2 separate regions of the Homo sapiens genome follow, and region 1 is linked to region 2. A link is a loop called in an ENCODE intact Hi-C map of the cell type or tissue named here. Cell type or tissue: dorsolateral prefrontal cortex. All regions are shown on one strand. Each heading gives the region's core, and the rest is flanking DNA. Links, peaks and the distances in the headings are about the cores only.

Region 1 (11,433 bases), core at 2,422-7,421, 66 kb after region 2:
TTGCTGTAACTCAAAACATACTTTTTACACAAAAATAATGATGGGGTTGAAAATAGAAAAAGTAAATCTTTGGACTGGACTGCTGTTGTGAGCCAAAGAGAATGATTAAATATAAAACAAGAGGGAAAAAAACAACAGCACTAGGTTATAAAAGAACAGATTGACATAGATTTTTTGAAACTGGAAGTTACAGGCAACATGCCTAGAATTTAGATAACAGTATTAAGGACTGAACACTCATCCAAACATCTACAGCTCCCCTGACAGGTCAAATTCCATTACAACAAACACCAGTGCAATAATAATCTGAGTAATCCAAAGCATTCCTGGTTAACGACCTCCTTAACTCAAGCAGTATGCAATATCTAACACCATTCCCCATTTTAAACACAAAAGTACAAACGTAAATACAGCAAGTGATTGTTCACTGTACAAAAGGACTCATCAGAAGTCTCCATAATAAGGTATAAGGGTTTTTTTCAACATCTAGACTAGTGTTTGTGGGGCCATTTTTTAAATACAGAAAAAAAAATTAACTTACATGCAACTTTTGAAGGACATGTCTAGATACAGTGGACCCAAAATGTTAACAGCAACTGAAAGCAAGCACAAGTTTAACATGACAACAGGAGCATCTATAGATTGACTCATGTACCTCCCAAGTCCCCTACTTTCCTCTGTAATGTGGGGTACACCACACTGCCTGGTATTGGTTTAATTTGAATTTTCTTCCAAATTATTAAAGTTGACAAATTCTCATTTTTTAAATATGAAGTTCCAGCCTCTCCTGGAAAATGGTTAGATCTGGCAACACAGGTACAGATTCCTGGGTCAACCAACAGCTAATGGAAACCAGCTCCCTGATAGGCATGGCAGAAGCATTGCTGACCCCTTTACCACACTCCCCATCACTCCCTATTGCATTCCCAGCACCCTTAATGGCTTATTTTCTGCCTGGTCCTTCTAAGCATAGGAATCTGCAACACCAGCTTTTAAAACAACTAAAACAAACAAACAAAAATTACTACTCAACTTGCTGATATATCAAAACTGAGCTGTATCATACATTGTCCTATGATACATTGTACATTGCAGAGAGAAGGCATGCTAAGTTAATATTATGGATAAATTACTTTAAGATTTCTCTAAATGACATTCTCACAAGCATCCCTGGCAAAAGGCAACATCTATAATCTTTAACTGAAAACACTTTGCTTTGGAAATGGGAATGCTTTGAATGTACCTTAGCTTATCAAAGCATAAATTTACTTGTTTTTAAATGAGTTCAAAACTAGCCATCATAGTTATTTATGTATATGTTACTGCAATTAAATAAAAAGGAAAAAATGCTTATAAACACACACATATTATCCTGAAACAGAAACAATAAGCATAATTACTCTAAAGTGGCAAAGAATGGATAATTTGTCTATGAACTATTTCACAGTCTTTGAGTTGTACTGTGTATTACACATAACCAGAATATCTTCAGTCTCAAAAAGACTATTTCTGAGCACACAACCAAGATTGCAGGCAAGTCACACAACCCCTCTGTGCCTCGATGTCCTCATCAGAATAATGTGAAAAATAATAGTGCAGACATCTTAAAGGGTTACTGGGAGGATTAAATGAGCTGATACATACAAACAGCACTTATAACACTGCCTACCACTATTGCCCAACCTTGTATCAATCGACACACTAGCCTAAAATGCTGATAAATTACGTTCTCCTAATGCAAACATTCTCATCTCTGCTCTGGTTTGCAGAATGAAGCAGTCTCCTGGTCTTTTATCCAAAGCACACTCCAGTATTATTAATTTAAGTTGCTGCTAAATCTCAAAAGTCATTAATAAAATGTAGTGATTTCTCAAATGGTTTATGGTCAGCCACTCTAAGAGGTACTTAATAGAAAAGAATTAGCTCAAAGCTGGTATCCAGATGATTTATCAAAACAACTATCAGGTTTAAAGAAAATCCCCAGGGCAGTAAAAACCCAGCATTCAAAAAACACCAATGAAGAAAAAGACTGTTGCTATTCACAAAGGTACAGACTGTTAGTGAGTGAATAAATGGAAGAATAAATGAATGAAGATCAAATGGGTTATTTGCTGCTGACCACAAACTTATGCTTCCCTTTCAAAAAAAAGTATTTTTAATCAGATCCTCTGCTTATATTTGTGTCATTGTTAAACTGTCTTGTCATACTTACATAACCAGGTAATAATAATCTATGAAAATACTCGACTAACCAACCCAAACGCTTTCCCTAAATCTTAACATATGCACTGACTGCATTTGGTGTGGTCAGAGATGGGCCCTGTCCTGAATTCACGCTCGAGTTGGGGAACAAAACTAACCAACAAGGATTAAGTGGTAACCTCTGAGTATCTACTAAACAGCATCAGAGTTCCTGGAGGGTTATGCCCAGGGTAGGCTGCAAGGGTGCTCAAAGTGAACAAGAACAGGACAAAGGCAAAGCAGAGGAGGCACCAAACGAAAAGCACTGCAGCTGTTCCAGCCATGAGGCCTGATGGAGAAAACAACATGGCACATGTTCTGCTCAGCAAATCCCTACCCGCCTCCAATACATACAGCAGCACCACCTCCTCTAAAACATTCCCTCATTACCTGATCTTTAGACTTATACACCACTTCTCGTTTATGTGTGTATTTATTTATATGTTTTTCCTCCATTGGACTGAGAGCTCTCAAAGCACAAGAATCACCTTAATCCATCTTGTATTGTCATCCGAGGCACGCATATTCCCTAAACATCCCTGGATTGAATGAAGATGACTTAGCAAAGGGAGGGATTCTCTCAACCCGGGAGACTGTGCACATAACTAGAAAGGGAGGGGCCCACGGAATCCAACGCCAAGCTTCCTGTGCATTGGTGCTACCCAGGAGAAAGGAGTGCCCCTGTCCTCAAGAAACTTAAGTCCACTTAGATCACAAAAAGTTCTCTGAGAAAGTATGTGAAGGGCTCTATTTAGACAGCTATTTATTACTCTGAATTTGAAGCCCTCCTCCCCTTGAAGTAAGGCCTACTGGCTTAAGGGCCCTGCAGAGCTAAAGATGTGAGGATAACTTGCCACTGGTGCTTAGCACAAATAGCGAATGAGAGTTCACTGGGAAGTACAAACGAAGGGAATCAACTTACTCATAAATCTCAACACCCTTTCTTTTGCTCACTGGCTGAGAAACTGCCATCTGGAAGGCTCAGCAGATAGATGAAAGGCATTATCACAGTTCTACTGGAATATTTCTGCTTGGCAAAGAACACAAGATGCCAGAACTTGAAAAAAATCATGTAATTCTGATGACCTCATTTCACCTTTCTTTTCAGCCAATCCAAATTCAGCCTGTTGTAGATATTTAACAATTAGAGAAACCTTGCAATTACTTTGCTGAATCGCTCGACTGGCAAAACGTCCACAAGGCCTGCGCATCTCCTACATTCTAATGCTCTGGTAGCTCTGAGACCCACGGCAAGCAAGGAGAGCACCCCCTACAGACAACATTCACACTGAGAAGTGGCAAGAAAGTGAGGAAGACAATTCCAGGTCCCTGAGTCCACCACCAGACTCTCATCAAGTTCACCCCAATATCTGGGAAGCATATAGCCTTCACTGCACATGTTCCATCCCTGACTCCGGGTGGGTGCACCTGTACCTGTGAAACAAACACACCCACACACAGGCAAACATAGCACTCGATCTTTTTTTTTTGGCATTTGCTATGTCATCTGGTATCCCTCCAGACTGCCTGGGCCTCCACGAGTCTTAGATGCCTGACCCTGCAGGGCCAACATGAAGGGAGCCACCACTTCAAGGTCCCATCCAACTGCTGCTAGGAAGCCAGGCCTGAGAGGGGCTCTTTAGTGTTGTTCTGTTTTAAGACCTCAGGCTATAGGATCTGATAAAAATTATCTTCAGACTAGTGGTGTCATAAAAACCCCTTTTCCCCTGAAGGGACCCAGCAATTTGAAAGTGCCTTGCAAAGCATGTTCTCCTGGATTCTTCAGAGCCTTTCCTGAGGCAGACGAGCATCTGCTCCAAGTCAGACAGGAGGAAACTTTGTCTCTGGGGACTCGGCCATAATAGGCCTTAGAAACCAAGATCTTAGGCCACTTTTTAGTTTTTCACTGTTAGTAATTCAACAAGATTCCCCTGGCACCGTGCACACTACCTTCTTTGAGTCTTTACATCAGTAGAGAAATGGATGCACAGATCATCTGTGTGCCTCTCACTGAGCCCCCGCTAAACACACGACTAAAACCAGCTCTCCCCTAGAATGCATTTTGTTTGTTTGGCCAAACACAATGCAATAGTGTCCTTGACCCCTTCCAGTTGAAAGTCTGTCTGCCTCTGACTGGCAGAAGTACCTACCCTCTGCCACCCTGTGTTCATTTTCCATTTCTGTAACAGTCTTGGTGCCTCCCACTATCATATTCCAAAATCCCAGGTGCACAGAGAGTGTTCTTACCTCTTAAAATGTTAACAACAGGCACATCTGTATATGCTGCCAGAGTTTCAAGAAGATAAATTATCTTCAGCCAGAATCAAAATTCAGCAACAGCTCCCCTCTGACCCCCCGACCCTGGAACCAGGCTCTCCCACTCTGGGAGCCTGACAATAAAACCTTTTACCTGAATGACTACATATCACTGGGCTTTAGAAGGGATCATCATATATGCTGTCATTCAAAATGAGAGTAACTTTGAAAGTGAAAGGGGACACTATTAATAAATTACATGGGGACTTCAGGGGTATACCAGCACTGTCACGGAAAACCAGGACCTATGGAGCACTTCGAAAACCCTGCCCTGAGTGTGGGTGCTACCATCAATGCTGCATTAAAAGGACAGCCACTTCCCTCTGGAAGTTGACTGCCTAGCGCAAGATACAGACAATCAAATAATCACCCAAATATGCAATAATGACCTCACCTAATTATGATGTATGCTCTGAAGGAAAAGTCCTGGGTGGTATGACAGAATATTCCAAGGGTTAACTTGACTGGGGATGGGGAGGAGGACTGGAGTGGAAGAGAAGGAAGAGGAGAAGGGAATAAGGCTGCAGGTGGGCCCTGAAGGAGAAAGCACAGACCGGGAGGATTTGATGCTGCACCAAAAGCAGCAGAAGCTGTGGAGGTCACTCATAGCATGAGGTGTCGTGATCAGACAGACATGAAGGACCACTGAGGTCCAGGGCAAAGCATGAACCGTAGGCAGGAACACGGAAGGCAGACAGCAGGAAGCCAGGGCAGTTGGGAGGATGGAGGCTCAGACCAGGGCACTGGTTGGACTCATGAGGGCAAAGGGAGAGCTGAAAAGGTAATACCCAAAGGTGATAGGTGAGAGGGTTACCAAGATTCTGGCTTAGCCAGAAAATAAAAGGGCCAGTACATAAAACAGCAAAGCCAGTTCCTTATATAACCCTAAAATGCCTTAGGGTGGCCTTGTAATCTCCTTAGTACAGCATGAAAAATCCCTTGCAAGGTAATGTTAAAATGAAATGCAAACACTAAAACTACGCTACAACAGTTTTCCCTCACCCACAAATCAATGAACCTTTCAACAGTTTAAACAAGAGAGACTCACCTAAACAACTCAATAATTCTCAGTGTTTGCAGCGACCTGTTCAGTTATGTCACCCAATAATAAAATTGCAGATGAAGTTATGAGTCCTGAGTGATACAGGAAGTTTGCCTTGAGTGTACAGAGATGGTATTCAAATCTCAAACCCTCTTCAGGATTCGAAATCTCTAAAATCATATCTGACCCCTATTTATTTCATCACTTCGATGAACAATTTTATTTTTAAACAGAATTTAAAATGATCAGCACTCACCCTTTGAGAAAATCTGATAAATAAACACACAGGAATGGTTTAGGTTACAATGGCTGCACTACCCTGAACCACTGCCCGCAAAGACTGGATCGTCATGAAATATATCACAGACAGGAAAAGGAACTCTGCCCATCCTCTTTTGTATGTCATGCCAAGAATTCTCATGTACTTAAAAGTGATCAATCACGGCCGGGCACGATGGCTGACGCCTGTAATACCAGCAGTTTGGGAGGCCGAGACGGGAGGATCACCTGAGGTCGGGAGTTCAAGACCAGCCTGACCAACATGGAGAAACCTCGTCTCTACTAAAAATACAAAATTAGCCAGGCGTGGTGGCACACGCCTGTAATCCCAGCTACTCAGGAAGATGAGGCAGGAGAATCGCTTGAACCCGGGAGGCAGAGGTTGCGGTGAGTGGAGATGGCACCACTGCACTCCAGCCTGGGCAACAAGAGCGAAACTCTGTCTCAAAAAAAAAAGGAAAGAAAAGAAAAAAAAAGTGATCAATCACAATAAAAATTACTAACAACTTCTATGTTTATATCATACTCTCCATTTCACAAAGCACTGACCTTTTTCAGTGGCCTTGGCAGCACAAGCAGGCAAATATACATGGGAGTATCAAGATTTATCACAAGGGCTTGACTGGCAGGGAGTGGCAGGGCTCTTCCATATGCTATCTCTACAGCAGATGGGTACAAGGGGCCTTTTGCCTTGCCCTACCTAAGCCACCAAAGGAAATCTCTCTGTGACCAATGTCTGGATTATAGCATATAAAGTTTCCTTTCCTGAGACTGTTACCTCCCAAATTTTCTAGAAAAATTTCCATTTCAAATACTGTCAATTGACATGCACAAAAATGTACTTTTTCCCCTTTTGGGGTAAATGTATTATTTTCAATAAAACCCATCAAATGTGGTTTACTTTGCATGCTATTATAAAACACTTGCTGTAAGTCCACACATAAGGAGGGAAAAACGCTTTGTCAGATGCTTTGTCCCAAATTAAATTTTTTATAATATATACCACCTCCTTTTCTTGAAAGACATATTCCCAGCTCACTGAAAAAAGGGTTCCAGGAGGTATCCATGAAACACGAAGGAAGGATCTGAGAAACGATAGCATCCTGAGCACCCAAAATGGTGACAGATAAATTTCTACAGATGAAGACCAGAACAGAGTGGGGAGAATGAGGAGAAGATAATGAAAGGGATTATAAACCCAACTGGACAGAGTGGGAGAAGAGACAAAAGATGTCCATTCTTTGGAAAGTCCTTTGGGTTGGAACTGAAATGGATCACAGAAGTGGGGACCCTATACTACTTAGGACTTCTCCACAGACAGACCTGTGAGTGATTTGACAGACCACAGCCTTTCAGGGTGAGAGGCAAGAGAGCTGGACAGAAGCACAGGTAAGGAGGCTGCCATTTATAACAGGCACTTTCCATTCGCCCCAGTCTCCACCATCAGCTGCCTGCTCCTGCACCTGCATATCTTTCCACATCACAGAAGGGAAAAAATATTAGTTGACATTTAGCTAATTTTACAGTTAACGAAGCACTCTCACATTTTCTTATTTAGTCATTCATGCATTCAAAACAATTTATGGAATGCCTTCCAGAAGCCAGGCCCTGGCAAAGCTTGGGATAAAACCCCCTTAAGGTCCTATCCCATGGGGAACTCAAAGACCAGTGAGAAATGGGTCCTCTAACTGACTTAGCACCAAAGAGGTCATGGTGACAAGCCTGGGCCTGATAGTACACCCTGTGGAGGTACTATCCCAACAATGAATCCCCTACATGAGGAAGGGATTTATTGGCTGATGTCTTTTATCTTTTCACCATGGCTTAGAATAGTTCCAATGGTGGATCTAGCTAGATAGAACTCAGCCCATATGACATGACAGCTTGTAAAACTCACAGTTTAATAGCCAGCTTGTATTTGAACCATTTAAACCCACCTTCGATTTATCCTTTAGAAGACAAACAATTTGCTGTGAATCAAAGACCATCAGGTGGAAAATAAGGTGCTGAACGGGGGAAAAAAAGAGACTACAGCAAAACAGATTGCCCAGAGCCATTCAAACTGAAAAAGCACAACATGCCAGACTAGCACTCTTTGGCTGAGAGCGTTCCACAGCCCCCTCTTCATAGATGCCATCCACCTGGCCAGAAGAAAATTAGACAAATACTCTTTTTAGTATCATTATAGATTTAGGTATTCTTTATGATTTAAAAATATTGCCAACAAAGAGCTATAAGGAATATATAAAGACTGAACTGCTAAATAGGGTCTCCCTAAATAATAGGGTAGGGATAGAAGAAGTTTAGGAAAGAGCACCCAAAGGGTATAATTCTGGAACCAATTTTGCAAGAGTAACAATAATAGCAGCAGCAGCTAATCAAGCCCTGAGCTAAGTGCTTTGTACTCATTACCTCTTTATTCTTTACAATCTTATTGTAAAGGTAGACACCATACCTTTGATGGAAGGTAGACAGAAATGGCAGAAATATCATTTAAAGCAGAGGTAAGCGCAAAGCTACAGAGTCAAGAAATGTAAATAAGGGCATAATGTGGCAGTTCTCCAAGTCCCAATTCCCACAAGGTGGTGGAAAAAGGACTGACACCTGCATACATAGTGGACTGCTTTACAGTGGAGGACCCTTGAACTGAGGGAGCCTGAATATTTTATAATGGACATCAAATATGCCCTACACCTTTGCTCCATGCAGGTAAGACTGTGGAACAGAATATGGATGAGAAAATATGAGAGGTGACAAGTAGGCAAGGTTCCTATAATGGTGCCTAGCTTTAATCTTTTCCAAATTAAGAATATTTAGCTATTTAAAGCAGGGGAGTATGACATAATCAGAATTGCTGCTAGAGAAATCTCCTGCAGTAGAGTGGGGAGAGTGGCGCTTTAGGGAAGGATGGGAGGTATTATAACAATGCAAGTGAGAAATTACTCATAGAGGTATGCAATAAAAATAATTTTACATATAAATATTATCTCTATTAATCTGTGCACTTAAATAACACCTTGTACATAAAATTAAAAGAAAGTCAAGTAAAACTGCTGGAAAAAAATGCGGCTGGCAGCTTCTTCATCTGGATGACAAATATACTGGACTGAAATGTCAAATGTAATTATAGCCAGACTATTAATTCACAAAAAAGAGTTAACTATTTTGAACATGAATGATCAAGCTTATTCTTTAACATAAGTGAACAAATGGTTTACTTGGCTTCACAGGTACAATAAGAGAGGTTCAGCAACTGCAGGTCTTTTGGTCTCCCTAGGCCCAGTGGAGACCAGCTGGAGAGTGGACCCTGGTGTGAGGTTTCTTAGCCCAGTCTACAGGATACCAAAGCACCTGATGAGCAGTCCTTGTCAGGCTTAGGAACCCTCCCCCTTGGTAGGGAGCTTCCCAGCTTCCCCATGAGAAGCCCCATCACCAGCAAGTTCCTCTTCAAAGAGTGAGAGGCACAGGCAGTAGTTATCACACTAACAGAAGTGTCTGAAGCCATGCAACTTAAAAGGACTGTCCACTTTCTATGCCACTTACTTAAGCCTTTGAAGGACTGCCGTTGCTCCTGCCCTTGATGCACACAGCACTGCCACACTGCACAACTCCAGGGAGCATCACGCACATTCCAGGGAATTGTGCAGTTCGCCTCCTGTGTAGCTGTACATGGCGGCCCTCAGGGATAAGAGGTCACTCTCCCACAGATACTTCCCCATTAACATCTACTTTCTGATCCATTATTTTTTTAATCCCTGTATCCCTGGATTCCAGCAGTAACTATGGGTCTCAACTGATGACCACAGGCAGTTAATAATTTTCACATATTATTAAATATTTAGAATTTGGTTTTGACTAAATGTCATTAATATTCATTTTGCAAACAACAGGAGTGGTGTTTCAACATCTTATCTCCTATATTTGAGCCCTGGGAGTCCTCTTTAAATCTAGAATCTTAATTTCAGGCCTAATTATTATATAGATATATTATTCTTTTGATGGGGGAAGGAGCAAAAACTTGTTGCAGTTTACAAGTAAATACACTTTTACAGCTCTATCACAAAGAAAAGGTACAAAAACAATTGTTCTGAACAAATGTCCCCACTTGGCTTTCATTAACTGCATAACTTAATTATAAATGTTTCTCTAAATCGCCCAAACCAACTTCAAGATGATCTAAGTGTCACTCTCCAATAGGCTGGTTAACTGCTTGAAAGCATTTTATCTATAAATATCAAAAAGTAAACTTAGAAATTATCTTTCCTTCATGTCCAACAGTGCTGAAAGGTGAAAAGAAAAAGAAAGAAAGAAATTATCTGCCTCAGTCCAATTTCAACAGAGCCAGCCTGTTTCTGAGATCGGCTCTTCCTGCTCCTTCTTAACTCTGCTCCACGGTCTTGGCCTGGACTTTCCCACCTGTCTCTTCTTATTTCAGGGCCAGATGTCTGACCACCCTTGCGCCTTGCCTCTGCCTGGGTTATAATTCGTGCCCAGTGGGGCTGTCTACGCTCCTGATGCCATGAGTTCTCCTGCCCCTGCCACCATAACACTGGACCCTGTTGCTCCGCACGCTCAAAAATCAAGCACTCCCATGTGTCACAGTTTTACATGTTGCCTCACTTAAGGTACAACAATGTCAGTAAAGATGCCTTGGTCTCCCTTGGCACTCAGTTCCCTGGAGATATACTGGCCAGAGGCACAGATATGAAATGCCTGTGAAGCCTTCATCAGGTCTAAGGGAGCTGAGATGCTCTGAGGAGCCACCCACCATGACCCTTTGAACCATACTTTGTGGGGGAGGCCCGGGTGATTACCTCCTAAACAAGACACATCTGAACGCATTTAACTGGCTAGGTATCAACTTATATGTAATACACCGGCATTTGGTTTCTTTGTTTTGGTTATTTTACATTTACTAGTTTATTATTTTAAAAAATTACAATGGATACAGATGAAGAGATTCACAGGTAAAGGTATGGGGCAAGGGACATGGCGCTTCCATGCCCTTTCTAGAGCACCACCCTACAGGAACCTCCACATGTTCAGCTCATCTGGAAGCTCCACCTGTATCTGGTCTTGTTTGATTTTACCCTACTCGCAAGGTAATAAGTTAGCCTGTTACTGTTTCATAGAAGCTGGCAGAAGACATGAGATTCCCGGGTCAAGGACAAAGGACTTTATTATTCACAGCATGATTCAGACAACACCAGCATCATGTTTACATCAGTCCAATGGAAATAGCGTTGAGGGGCCCAGATGGCAGCTGCACATGCAGTGAGCGTGCATCCAGCTGAGGAACCTATGCTTGGGAAACCTGCTGCTTTATAGTAAGCAGTAAGTGAGAGTAGGTCAGTCTTTGTCCCAGAAAGAGACACTACTTCATCCCTCAAGGCTGCTCATTGCAAACACAACACGAAGAAATGGCCCAGGTAAAGAACGTTCTTGGTATACTCAGTAAGACATGCAGGAGCACAAGAGACCCATGGAGAAGTGTCTCCCAACAATTTGTGTGTATTCCCAAACTTAGATGACTATCCTTACGGGGTTCTTGGTCT
Region 2 (11,433 bases), core at 3,697-8,696:
TGCCATCATGACACTTACATTCCTGTGCAGGGGAGCACAATAAACTAAACTATATATATAATATAATGTGTGACAGGGGCTCTAAAGTAAAAAAGGCAGTGTAGGAAGATGGGGAGCTTTTCCAGACTGAGTGGTCTTACACTTGGAAGAAGTTTCAGATGAGCTGAGATTTAAATGAAGTGAGTGGCAAATGTTGCAAATATTCTAGATAAAAGTGTTCTAAGCAGAAGGAACTAATTAATATGCAGGCAACTAACGATAACACAGTTTGCAGCTAGTATAATGAGGTATGTGGCCGAGTTTGGTAGCTGTCTACCAAAACTCCATTTTGTCTTTCTGGTCACCCAGCTAGACCACATGTCTCAGCTGCCCTTGCAGTTTGAGTGGCTTTGTGACTTGTCTTTACCAATGGACTGTGAGAGAAGTGGTAGGTGTCACTTCTGAGGCAAGGCTTTAAGAAACAAATATATCCACTCCATGCTCTCTTCTTTACCCTTTCACATAAAACGGAACACAATGGGGCTAGCAGAGCCATAACGTGGAAAGGGCCTGGGCCTATACATCACTGCAAAAAGGACAGTCATCCAGGCTCACGCCTATAATCCCAGCACTTTGGGAGGCCAAGGTGGGCGGATCACCTGAGGTCGGGAGTTCAAGACCAGCCTGACCCAACATGGAGAAACCTTGTCTCTACTAAAAATACAATATTAGCAGATCTTTTTCCATTGTCATATCCCTAGGACCTGGCACAAATCCTGGAAAATGGTAGATATTCAGTATTTATTGAATAAATGCTACTGAAAGCATGAAAAAAGCAAGTAGGTCAATAAGTAATTGAGGCAAGGGTTCAGCAGGGGTTTATGACAGCGACACTTTAAAGAATGGGGCAAGTGGCTTATAAGGGCCTGGTAGGATGGTTGGGGTGGATATTCTTGGCAGTGGAAAGCGTATAAGCAAAGAAAGGAAGAAAATACATGACACATTTGAGGGACACGGATCCCAAAGTGTTTCCATGCTTGTGTGCTTTTCATTCAATAAACATTTAGAAGCATCTGTTATGCGCTGAGCACTACTATAGGTGCTGGAAACACAAAGCCTGGTAAGGCCAGGCCCTGGTGAAGAGGAAGCTTGAAGCACACAACACAAGGAAGACATAAAAAGAAGAGTGGTAATGCTAGTGGGGTCACTACACCGTCGCTGCGTCCTGAAATTCCAGCAGACACTGTCCAGGAAGATTAGCTGTGGGCAGGCACATTCCAGCAAAGGTACGAAACAGCATGGCAGCTCACAGAACTGCGAATAGTCCAGCCCCCTCAAAAGTAGGCTCCATGATGGCAATGACTTTGTTTTATTCACTGCTGAGTCTCCAGTGCCTAGAACAGGCCCTGCACTTTGCAGATTTTGAATGCCTAGACATTTGAGGGGAGGGGATGAGGTTATAAATAAGGCTATAAAGGAGGCATAAACTATGGCATAACAGAAGGAATTCAAAGAGCTCTGATGGGAAACAGTAAGGCCAGATTTGTGTTTTACAAGAGCATTCTAGTTGAAACATGCTTGAAGGGGTGTGATACCTGGACAGGAAAAGCAGGTAGTAGATGACTGCAATGGCCCAGGCCTCAGGAGAGAGGAGATGAAAACTGAAATAAGACAACAGGAGGAAAGCAGGGGTAGAAAGAAAATCACAGGCCGGGTGCGGTGGCTCACACCTGTAATCCCAGCACTTTGGGAGGCCAAGGCAGGCGGATCACAAGGTCAGGAGATCAAGACCATCCTGTACAACATGGTGAAACCCCATCTCTACTAAAAATACAAAAATTAGTTGGGCGTGGTGGGGCATGCCTGTAGTCCCAGCTACTCAGGAGGCTGAGGCAGGAGAACTGCCTGAACCTGGGAGGTGGAGGTTGCAGAGAGCCGAGATCGCGCCACTGCACTCCAGCCTGGCAACACAGCGAGACTCTGTCTCAAAAAACAAAACAAAACAAAACAAAACAAAACAAAACAAAAAAACAGGATTTAAGAACTATACGGGGAGGACTGAGAAGGCTTGTGATACATACATGTGTATGTGTATAGTGTGTGTATATAAGTATATAAAAAGAGAGACTAAGACGACTCCTAAATTTAAGAAAAACCAGGCTTGGGGAAAACAGTAATTCAATTTTGCATATGTTACACTTGGGATGCTTTAGAGTATTCTAGGAAGAATGTGTCCAAAAGGTAGCTTACATAGGCATGATGTTCCCAGAAAAGGTTTGGTCTAGGGTCAAAAACAGAACAGCATTCAGGTGAAAGCTAATGTCATGGGAGGGAATGAAACTGCCCAAACATAGCCACCACTTACTGCTGTGCAAGCTGTGCACTGCACAACTCCTGGGGCTCCAGTTACCGTGGGTCACTGCAGCTTTGTACAGCTATTACGACCATTTTTTGGTAGATGAATATAATGTATCTTGAAAGAGAGGTACCTGTTTGTAATTCATCAAAGTCATCACATAACAATATGTTTGTTAAAGGAACTGCCAGAGCAAGCAGAGATGAGAGGAGGGAAAGAGAAGAAACCGGGAGAAGGCAGGTGAGGGTGAAGAGGGGCAAATCTACTTCATTTTTGCCTAGGCTTCATTTTAAAGCTGATCTATAAAAAATCTTACATCCTCTACATTTAAGATCTCAACGATTTTATTAAGCCCTAAGCTTTCAGGGTCTTAACAGATTGTGTTAATACAGGAAATATCAGGAACTTCCTGAAAGCAGTCCTCGCCCTGCTTTCTCATGGACATCTCAGTGTTTGTCCTTTGGCTCATACATTTGAGGCCTCCATTTTCTTCATAAAATAACGATGACAATGATGAAAACACCCCTACACATACACATGCACACAGACACAGTTAACAGTTCTCCTCTAGCTTTCCACACACTTTTCAAGAATTATGAGAATGGAATAAAAATCACTTCAGGGCATTTTCAAATGGCTTTTCCAAAACTAGAAATAAGCATAAGTAACTGAACAGCTGTAATGGCAAAGAATGCTAGTGAGTTTCTATAGCAAGACGTGCTGTGTCAAACCAGTGGTTCCAAAATGGAGGCAATTCTGGGCCTCCCTGAGAGGACATTCGATAACATCTGGAGACATCTTGGTTGTCACCCTATTGGGGAAGGGTGCACTGGCATCTAGTGGGTAGAGGTTGGGGAAGTCTCTAGATGTTCTATAATATACAAGACAGTCCCCACCACAAAGAATTACCTGGCCCACTACGTCAACAGTGCTGAGGCTGAGAAAATCTGTGCTAAATCATAAGCTCCTTGAGGCCTAGAACCAGTAAGTACTTTTTGGCAAAAAGCAGACACACACACAAAAAACGTGTGATGAGACAAAATTAAATGGGAGACAGTTATCACACTATATTGAAGAAATGGGCAACAATTTCACTTTTCCCCAGCCCCTCCTGTTATCACTGCCTTCCTTCTAGACTCCCAATCCAAATTACATGAAAGCCAATAACAGGCATTAGAAACCTAAATGATACATACAGTTTACATGCTTTTCTATACACCAAATCCTAGCATTTCTATCAAATTCTTACCCCAAATGAGTAAGATCTTTGAAAAGTATAAACATCTTTTCCTGTGTAAAATCCATTATTTTCTAAGAATCACATGAATAACAACATAGCCTCCTACGAATATAAATAAAAACACTTCTTGATTATTGTTCTCCTACATACTAATAAATGCAATTCTGGCAGTTAATTTAGATTAATGAAAGAAGCAAACAGAATGAAGTAAAATCAGAAGCTAAATATAGGTGATCTAAGTTAATCTCACTGAGTCCTTTTATCCCATTATTAATTAATGCTTCCCACACCTAACCTAAGTAGCCATTCATTTGTTGCCCCAAATTGAAATGAGGGTAAATAACTTTCACACATTTTTTAAGGAGGCATCCGATTTAACTGCTGAGGCTTGGGTCTTGACATTAAAATTGACTGTGTTTCTAAATTTTTTTTTTTTTTTCTTTTTTGAGATGGAGTCTTGCTGTCACCCAGGCTGGAGTGCAGTGGCATGATCTCGGCTCACTGCAGGCTTCGCCCCCTGGGGTTCACGTGTGTTTCTAATTTTTAAGGCCCTACTTTAATTTCTACTGTCACTAAATAAAAAAGAACAAAAGCTTTTTCTTTTAAAAACCCTAGACATCATGTTCCTGCTTCTGCTGGAAAAAGAGACAGGATATCACCATCTCAAACCAGCACCTTTCAGCAACTGAAGCCTTTTTGTCCTCACCCTGAGTGTTAAGACAATGGCTCCCTCACACGTCACAGGCCCTGGAAGTGCTACAACAGCTGAATGGGTTTTCATGGGACATAAATCACTTTCCCACTACCTGCCACCTACAAACCTACTTCTCATGAACCTTGGATCCTGCACAATATGGCTCGTCATATCCTTTGTGACTGCTATGAACAAGGGGACTATTTGCATGAGTAGATAGAGGGCATTTTTCCTTTTGACGGTTGGTGTTTTTCCCCCTTGTTCCTTGAATTTTTTTTCATTAAAATCACAGAAACATTCAATGTCCACATGTCAGTTAAATTTTCAACTTATACTTGCATGTTTCATATAACTGTTGAGCACTTTAATAAGATTCTTGAAAGCATATTTATCTGTCCATTTCCTAATATATCTCCATATTCTTATAATTTTGCATGAGAGCTTTTGAGCAAATTTTCATCCCATTTTGGGGGCCTTAAAGAACTGAGGAGAAAATATACACAGTAGACCACGCATTTACTGATTGACAATGTTTTCCCATATACAAATTTCCTAAATTCACTTATTCCTCTTGAAACTGAATTGCTGAAAAGAATAATGATTAAAGATATTCTTGTGGATGTGACACCACCTACATACATCTCATCCCATTGCTCTGTATTAAATTTGGACTGCTTAAAGTAGGAGTTATATATACTTGTTATGGGGACCAAAAAGCTGCCTGGAATTTTGTAGCCTTTATCACAAGCAGCTGAGAGGCTGTCTGAGAGTCACATAAGTAGATCACAGCTGCCAATGGTCAGTCCAGGTGCCTGTGTTCCCTCCTTTTTCAGTGGCCTAGAGTACATGCTTCACCTGCATGCCCCATTCAGACAAGAACAGATGCTGCTGCAACAAAGTGGTCCAACCACAACAAACAACACTTCTCTGTGAGCCATGTTATGCCAAAGCCTCTGCAGGCACAGATCATGAAGCAATTTAATACAAGCTTAGATAAAAAGCCAAGTGAACAATCTAGAAGCCAAAAGAAAACACAAGGGAAAGTTCCTTAGTTTTAGCGAGGAGAAGAAACAGGCAGAGTACATCTCCAGGGGAAATGAGAGGAAAGGGGAGGGGAGGCAACAGCTGTCCGCCAGGTCTATTTCAGGGAACCGGTGAAAACGTTATTTCCCTTACTCTGGCAACTGAGATTATGAGTCCTTATAATCCGTGCTTATAATTCTCAACTCTTTCTAGGGTCAGGAGGAGCAAGTGACATTGAACAGAGCCCAAGCAGAACAAGAATTATGTGTGCTGATTGTGCTAAACACAAAGTGGAGCCCCAGCATTTTTCTGAAAGTGGCTGGAAAGCAATCTCTAGCTTGGCTTGTAAAAACCTTATGGCGGGTGGGGGTGGGGAAATGAGGGATGCATCTCTCCCCTAAACAAGTCTCACAGGAAAAAATATCCATTAATGAAAAGACCTTTGCATTAGAAAAAGATGGCAGTGGGGATGTATGCTGACAACCTCGAGAATAATACCAAAGGCTAGAGCCAAAACATGTGATTCCAGTGTCAGGCCAGAGCCCAGCTGGAGCAGCCATGGGAAAAAAAGATACCATACAGAGGAGAAGCAGGGGGCCAGGGCTGAGTGAAGTGGGTGACAAATTGGTGCTAAGGCACCACAAGCGGCAGGCTTGTTTTCTCCCGCCTGATGTTGTAAGAGGCTTTTACACTGGAAGCCTGGATGCTGTGGAGGAGGGCGGGTGGCATATATGCAGCTGAGCTTTACTCTGAGACAGCAGGATGCTGTCACCACCAGCATAGCAGGGAAAACATGACGCAAGACCCATCTGGGACAGGTGGGTGCACAGCCCTTGGCAGGGGCACCGCACGCAGGACAGGAGATTCAAACCCCAACACAACACATTCCCTGGGGCCAACGAACAAGCCTCGGCCTCAAGAGGAGGAATACAAATACTGGAGCTGATTGTAGCAGAAACAGCTGTGCTGCAGCCTACACGGCCAAGTGCAGGAGACGCTGGCATGATGTCTTCAAGAGGGTGCAGGCTCCCGAGTAGTGCAGCTACAAAGCTGCCCCCCAGGGTTTAACTGGCCAATTCTTGCAAAGGGGCACTCAATAAATAATTTGAAATTTGAATAAGTCTCTCCATCCTGCCTACTCCCAGCACAAAATCCATCAACAGACTGGATCTTCTCGTAACCTGTTGGGCCTATGAGGACGCAGAAGTGCAAAATACATTCCCTGCCCTCAAAGGGTTTATTGTCATCTAGGCCCGATGGTTCCTTCCAAATTGTGGGTAGCCTCCTACAGTGGATAGTCAAAATCAATTAAATGGGTCAAAATAAACACTGTTTTTAACACACACAAAAAAAGAAGAAAATGTTCCTGTGGAACTCTTAATTAAAATGTATGTGCCCATCACAACATTAAAATATATTCCTTACTATGGGACAAATTAAAAATAATTTCAAAAATAACTGATTACTGAAGAAACCAGGCACATCTAACCATTTACAAAGAACTTTTACACAATTGGTTTTACAGAATCCAGAAATCCCAGGATCCAGCTATCATTATTATGCCTTTTTTCAGTGGTTCGGAGATGTGGCTGCCTTGTTCAAAGCAACACAGCACGGTTGGGATGTAATCGCAGATGGGTCTGCCTCCAGTATGTCCTCAAGTACCACAGGAGGTCAGAGAAGATGATGGTGAGCAATGAGGGCTAGACACAAAAGGAGAGAGAGGAAACCTGAAAGGGGCCTGGAAAGGCAGGGAGGACTTTGGCCAGGGCAGTGGGTCAGAGAAGTAGAAACGAGTTCAGTTAGTTGTTGGCGGTGGTGGCGGGGCGGGGGGCCTGGTCAGGCGAGTGTTCAGTCCAATATAGCCGTGGGTACTGGAAGTTCAGAGCAGACTAAAGGGATTAAACAGACTCATCTGGTCTCCATCAGTCCTGAGACTTCTCTAGCCTCTTTGAGTTTCACTTTCTTCATCTGTAAAATGGGGATGACAACAGGATCTACTTGAAAGGACTAAATGAAATAATACATGCACACTGCTTGGGCTCAATATATGATAGCTTAAAAAAAAGGAGTCACATCACCTACGCAGAATCTTGCACCAATAGAGAAAATGAACACTTGTCACTGTATTTGGCCCTCACAACAATCCTATGAGATAGGCAAGATGGGTTTTTAGAGCTCAGGAAACTCCAGCAGACAGACAGAATGACTTATGCTGGGGCTTCTGACCCAGTCCTCTTATTCCACAGGGAAACAAGTAGAAAATAAGTCTGGAGGCCAGGCACGGTGGTTCCCGCCTGTAATCCCAGCACTTTGGGAGGCCAAGGCAGGCGGATCAAGAGGTCAGGAGATCGAGACCATCCTGGCTAGCAAGGTGAAACCCTATCTCTACTAAAAGTACAAAAAATTAGCTGGGCGTGGTGGCACGTGCCTGTAGTCCCAGCTACTTGGGAGACTGAGGCAGGAGAATCGTTTGAACCCAGAAGGCAGAGGTTGCAGTGACCCGAGATCACTCCACTGCACTCCAGCCTGGGCGACAGTCCCCCACCCCCAGCCCACCACCAACCCACCACAAAAAAAAGAAAAGAAGTCTGGATCACTCAGGGAGGCAGACAGAGGACCTCAGAGGCTAGGCAAAGAAATTTAGACTCCCACCAATAACAGTTAGGGCTTAAAAGGGTTTTGAGGAAAGGAGATGGTGAGTGAGGGAGAGAAGATATAAAGGCTTTGAAATAAAGATAGCATACTGCTCTTAGAGTTAAACTTTAAAAAGCCAAGACATGCAAAATCATCCTGGAGAAACAGCTCCAAGCCCTAAAGAATTGAAAGTATTATATCTAAGGGTAAGAATGTCAATCAGAAGGGCTTGGTCAGATTTGAAAGTGGAGGAAAGCAGATAGTCAAAGAGAACAGCAATGGCCTTGCCACTCCCAGCAATATGTAGTGAGAAAGGGCCTGAGGCAACCTCCTGAGCCTTGGAGGGTCAGGACCCACTGGCAAAGTCAGCCTCACTGTGGAGAAGGATGCAGGCAGCTGAAGCCAACTCACTTGGGGTATTCCCACTGGCAAGCCTCCTGACTGTGAAATGGATGCCTCGGACTTAACCTTGATGCCATCTGACACTTCACTTCTCTTTGTTTTTATTCCATACCAGCCAAGTAAGCATCTGATTATGATTTGGCTTCCCACGAAGGCCTGACTACAGGAAGAAAATGTGTACTAGATGTTCCCACACCAGAATCCCAGGCCATGAAATGGAAATAGAAACAGTTCTATTCTCATTTTAAGGCAGTAAGCAGACAATCTGGTTTTATATATCCACTTCCTGAACTGGGATAACACGATGGAGAGATTAGCTCTGGCTAGGCTCATAAAATCAGTTTCTAAGCCTTGGTCCTCAGGGGACCAAGGATGTCCACTGGAACACACCGCCCTGCAGAACTCCTTGGGAAAACCCACTCTGACCATCTGCAGGGACGTCCTATTAGAAGGGATGTGGGAGGCAGCCTGATCTGGCTGCGGCAGAGTGCAGGATGGCTGGGGGTGCTCGTGTCAGCAAGCTAGCTCACAGGCTACAGACATAAGGTGACCAACAGTGTAAACTAGAGTAGAGGCAGTAGGAATGGAGAAAAACAGAGGAAAATACAAGAGACACTAAGGAAGTAAAAGAAATGCAAAGATGACTGGAGTTTCTATCTCTGGGACTCAGAGTGGGGCCCCCACCTTGGCAAGACAGAGAAGAAAATTTGCTGAACCTGGATGTGATTTGAGATATGTTCATTTGAGATGACACCATCAAAACTATACTCAGTCCAATGACTGGTTGGGACCATGATAGGACCATATTCATTAGATTGCTTGGTCACTCTATTCATTTCACAAACATTTACTGAGTGTCTACAATGTACCAGATATTACTCTGCCTGTCACTAGGGACCCCTGCCTTCAAGGAACTTACATGGTCCAGTGGTGTTGGCAGAGAGGTCAATTTACTATCATAGTAAATATAGTAGGTTCTATGATGGGGATGTGCACAGAGTCCAAAGGGAACATCTAAAATAATGAACACCAAGAGAGAGAGAACAAAACTTTTTCAGCCAAAGGAAATCAATTTTCTTTAAACAGAAGAATCAATGTTATCCTTTCATCTTCTTGAAGTTTTGAATTCATGGAAATGTTGATTTTTAAATCAAACATCAAAATCCTATCTAATTTTACTTCCTTTCACCCTATAAGTGGTAAAAAACAAATAGCAAGAGGACTGAAAAATACTCTTAGCTGAGAGATTGCAGCAACACATGTAGAAACTCCCAAAAAAATAAAGGTACATGCCAGATCTGTGACAGCCCACAGAAAGGCAAACATCTAGTACATGGGCCAAAAACCAAACCATACGTAAGGCACTGCCTACGTAAAGACCACAGATTCATTCAGTTTCATCATCTGGCACAAAGTTTCCAAACTGCAATTCATATTAACAATTACTTTCCATTGACTGAAAATTTAAAAGATCACAAATGACAAGAAAGGTAAAACTAGAGAAATGTGCCTTGTCTATAGGGCATATATAAATGCTGACTGCAAATTTCAGCACTTAGCAAGGTGGAGGGAAAAAAGAAAAATGCCACGTGAAAAGACACAAACGCAGTGTCTGAGCCAGCTTAGAGCCAGGATAGGTTAGGCAGAGGGAGGAACAGAAACAGAGAGAGATGGACTCAAGAAAGTATCCACATGAAGCCATATTTGCCTTTGAGAACCTAATGTGACCTAAGCCCTTGACCAGGTAAACGCTCTCCCATTTTGCCATCTCTCCTCTTTCATACTCCACCCCACTTATGTCCACATCGCACCTCCTACAGACCTGAGCCAAACTGGCTCTGAGCAACGCGTGCTGGGGCCTCACCTACCAGTACCCTGAGAAGGCCTGAGAACAGGGCCTCTCAGGGTGCCTGAGAGGTGGAGGTTGCAGCGAGCCGAGATCGCGCCACTACGCTCCAATATGGGCGACAGAGCAAGACTCTATCTCAAAAAAAAAAAGAAATCCATGTAGTAAAAGTTACTGTAACTCACTCAGAGGTCAATGGACCACTTGTCTATTTTCCTCATTCTAGCAAGTTCTAGCAGCCCTGATCATCTGGCTTTCAAATCAAAGGCTTATTATAAAACAGCAAATTCAAAATGGAGATGGGCTGGCCACTAGCCCTACTGACAAAAGCAAAACCAGACAGCCAAGGAGGGGACACACATCACATAAAGGGCGGTGTGAAGAACCGCGTGGACCCTGAAGTCCGTGGCCACTCATGGAGGGCAGGCTGCACGGGGGAGCGCAGAAGGGGCTGCTGGCGGGGAGGAGGGAGTCTGGGGAAAGGGGAAGTGCACAGGGTTACTGCAGGGGGGTGGCTGGCAAACCCCAGGCAGCCTGGAGCATTGCAACCAACAAGAAGTTCTCCCACAAACCGTTCTGGCTTTTTTTTTTTTTTTTCAAATTTACAATGTTAGTATAATGACTAAAAACAGTAACTAAAAGCACTACTAAACTGATAACAGCATTTTTATTATACCATTCTGGGTGAGGTAAGTAAAAAAAAACCACATACTGTGCAAGGTTAGGAAAATTTGACATCAGAAAGGGGGCACTTGTGTGTGTAAAGGTGAGGAGCTACCCATACGGTGGAAGGTTAGCCTTGAGGCTGACAAACCTGGATGCAAATCACGGCTGCTCCTCTCAGCTGTGTGTATGTAAAATGGGCATCAAACTATCTACATCATACGATTTTGTAAAGGAAAGGACCCAGGGCAGTGACCATTTCCTTTGGTGAATTAGTTTGTTCACACGTTCAAGAAACAAGTAACAATATGTACTACCAGACATTGTGGATATAACAGTGAACCTCCAAAATTTCTGCTGTCAATGATATTACAGTCCGGTGGTGGAGAGAGACAAGAAAAGGCAATTACAATATAATGAGAGAGACATTTTATTTATTTATTTATTTATTTATTTAGAGACACAGTCTCAACTCTGTCACCCAGGCTGGAGTACAGTGGTGCGATCCTGGCTCACTGCAACCTCTGCCTCCCGGGTTCAAGTGATTCTCATGCCTCAGCCTCCCAAGTAGCTGCGATTACCACCACACCTGG

The links. Peaks named below come from ENCODE experiments on the same cell type or tissue, not always from the same donor. Only the 100,000 strongest peaks of a DNase experiment are listed, where the experiment ranks them.
Region 1: a loop joins it to region 2, with 2.6 times the contacts of the local background. A loop is called at or near these places in 4 of 110 quality-filtered maps.

What each region holds. Positions count from the first base shown.
Region 1 is chr4:98,627,756-98,639,188 of GRCh38, forward strand. All of the region lies in intron 1 of TSPAN5 (tetraspanin 5), which reads right to left. Among named protein-coding and RNA genes, the nearest start is that of TSPAN5, 25 kb to the right of the region's middle. In dorsolateral prefrontal cortex, for the core only: no CTCF peak of the experiment used is centred there; no DNase peak of the experiment used is centred there; H3K27ac peaks cover 3,847 bases.
Region 2 is chr4:98,560,694-98,572,126 of GRCh38, forward strand. The region is part of intron 1 of TSPAN5 (tetraspanin 5); the gene reads right to left. Among named protein-coding and RNA genes, the nearest start is that of TSPAN5, 92 kb to the right of the region's middle. In dorsolateral prefrontal cortex, for the core only: CTCF peaks have their summits at 4,349 and 5,657; a DNase peak (open chromatin) is centred at 5,938; H3K4me3 peaks cover 1,553 bases; H3K27ac peaks cover 5,000 bases.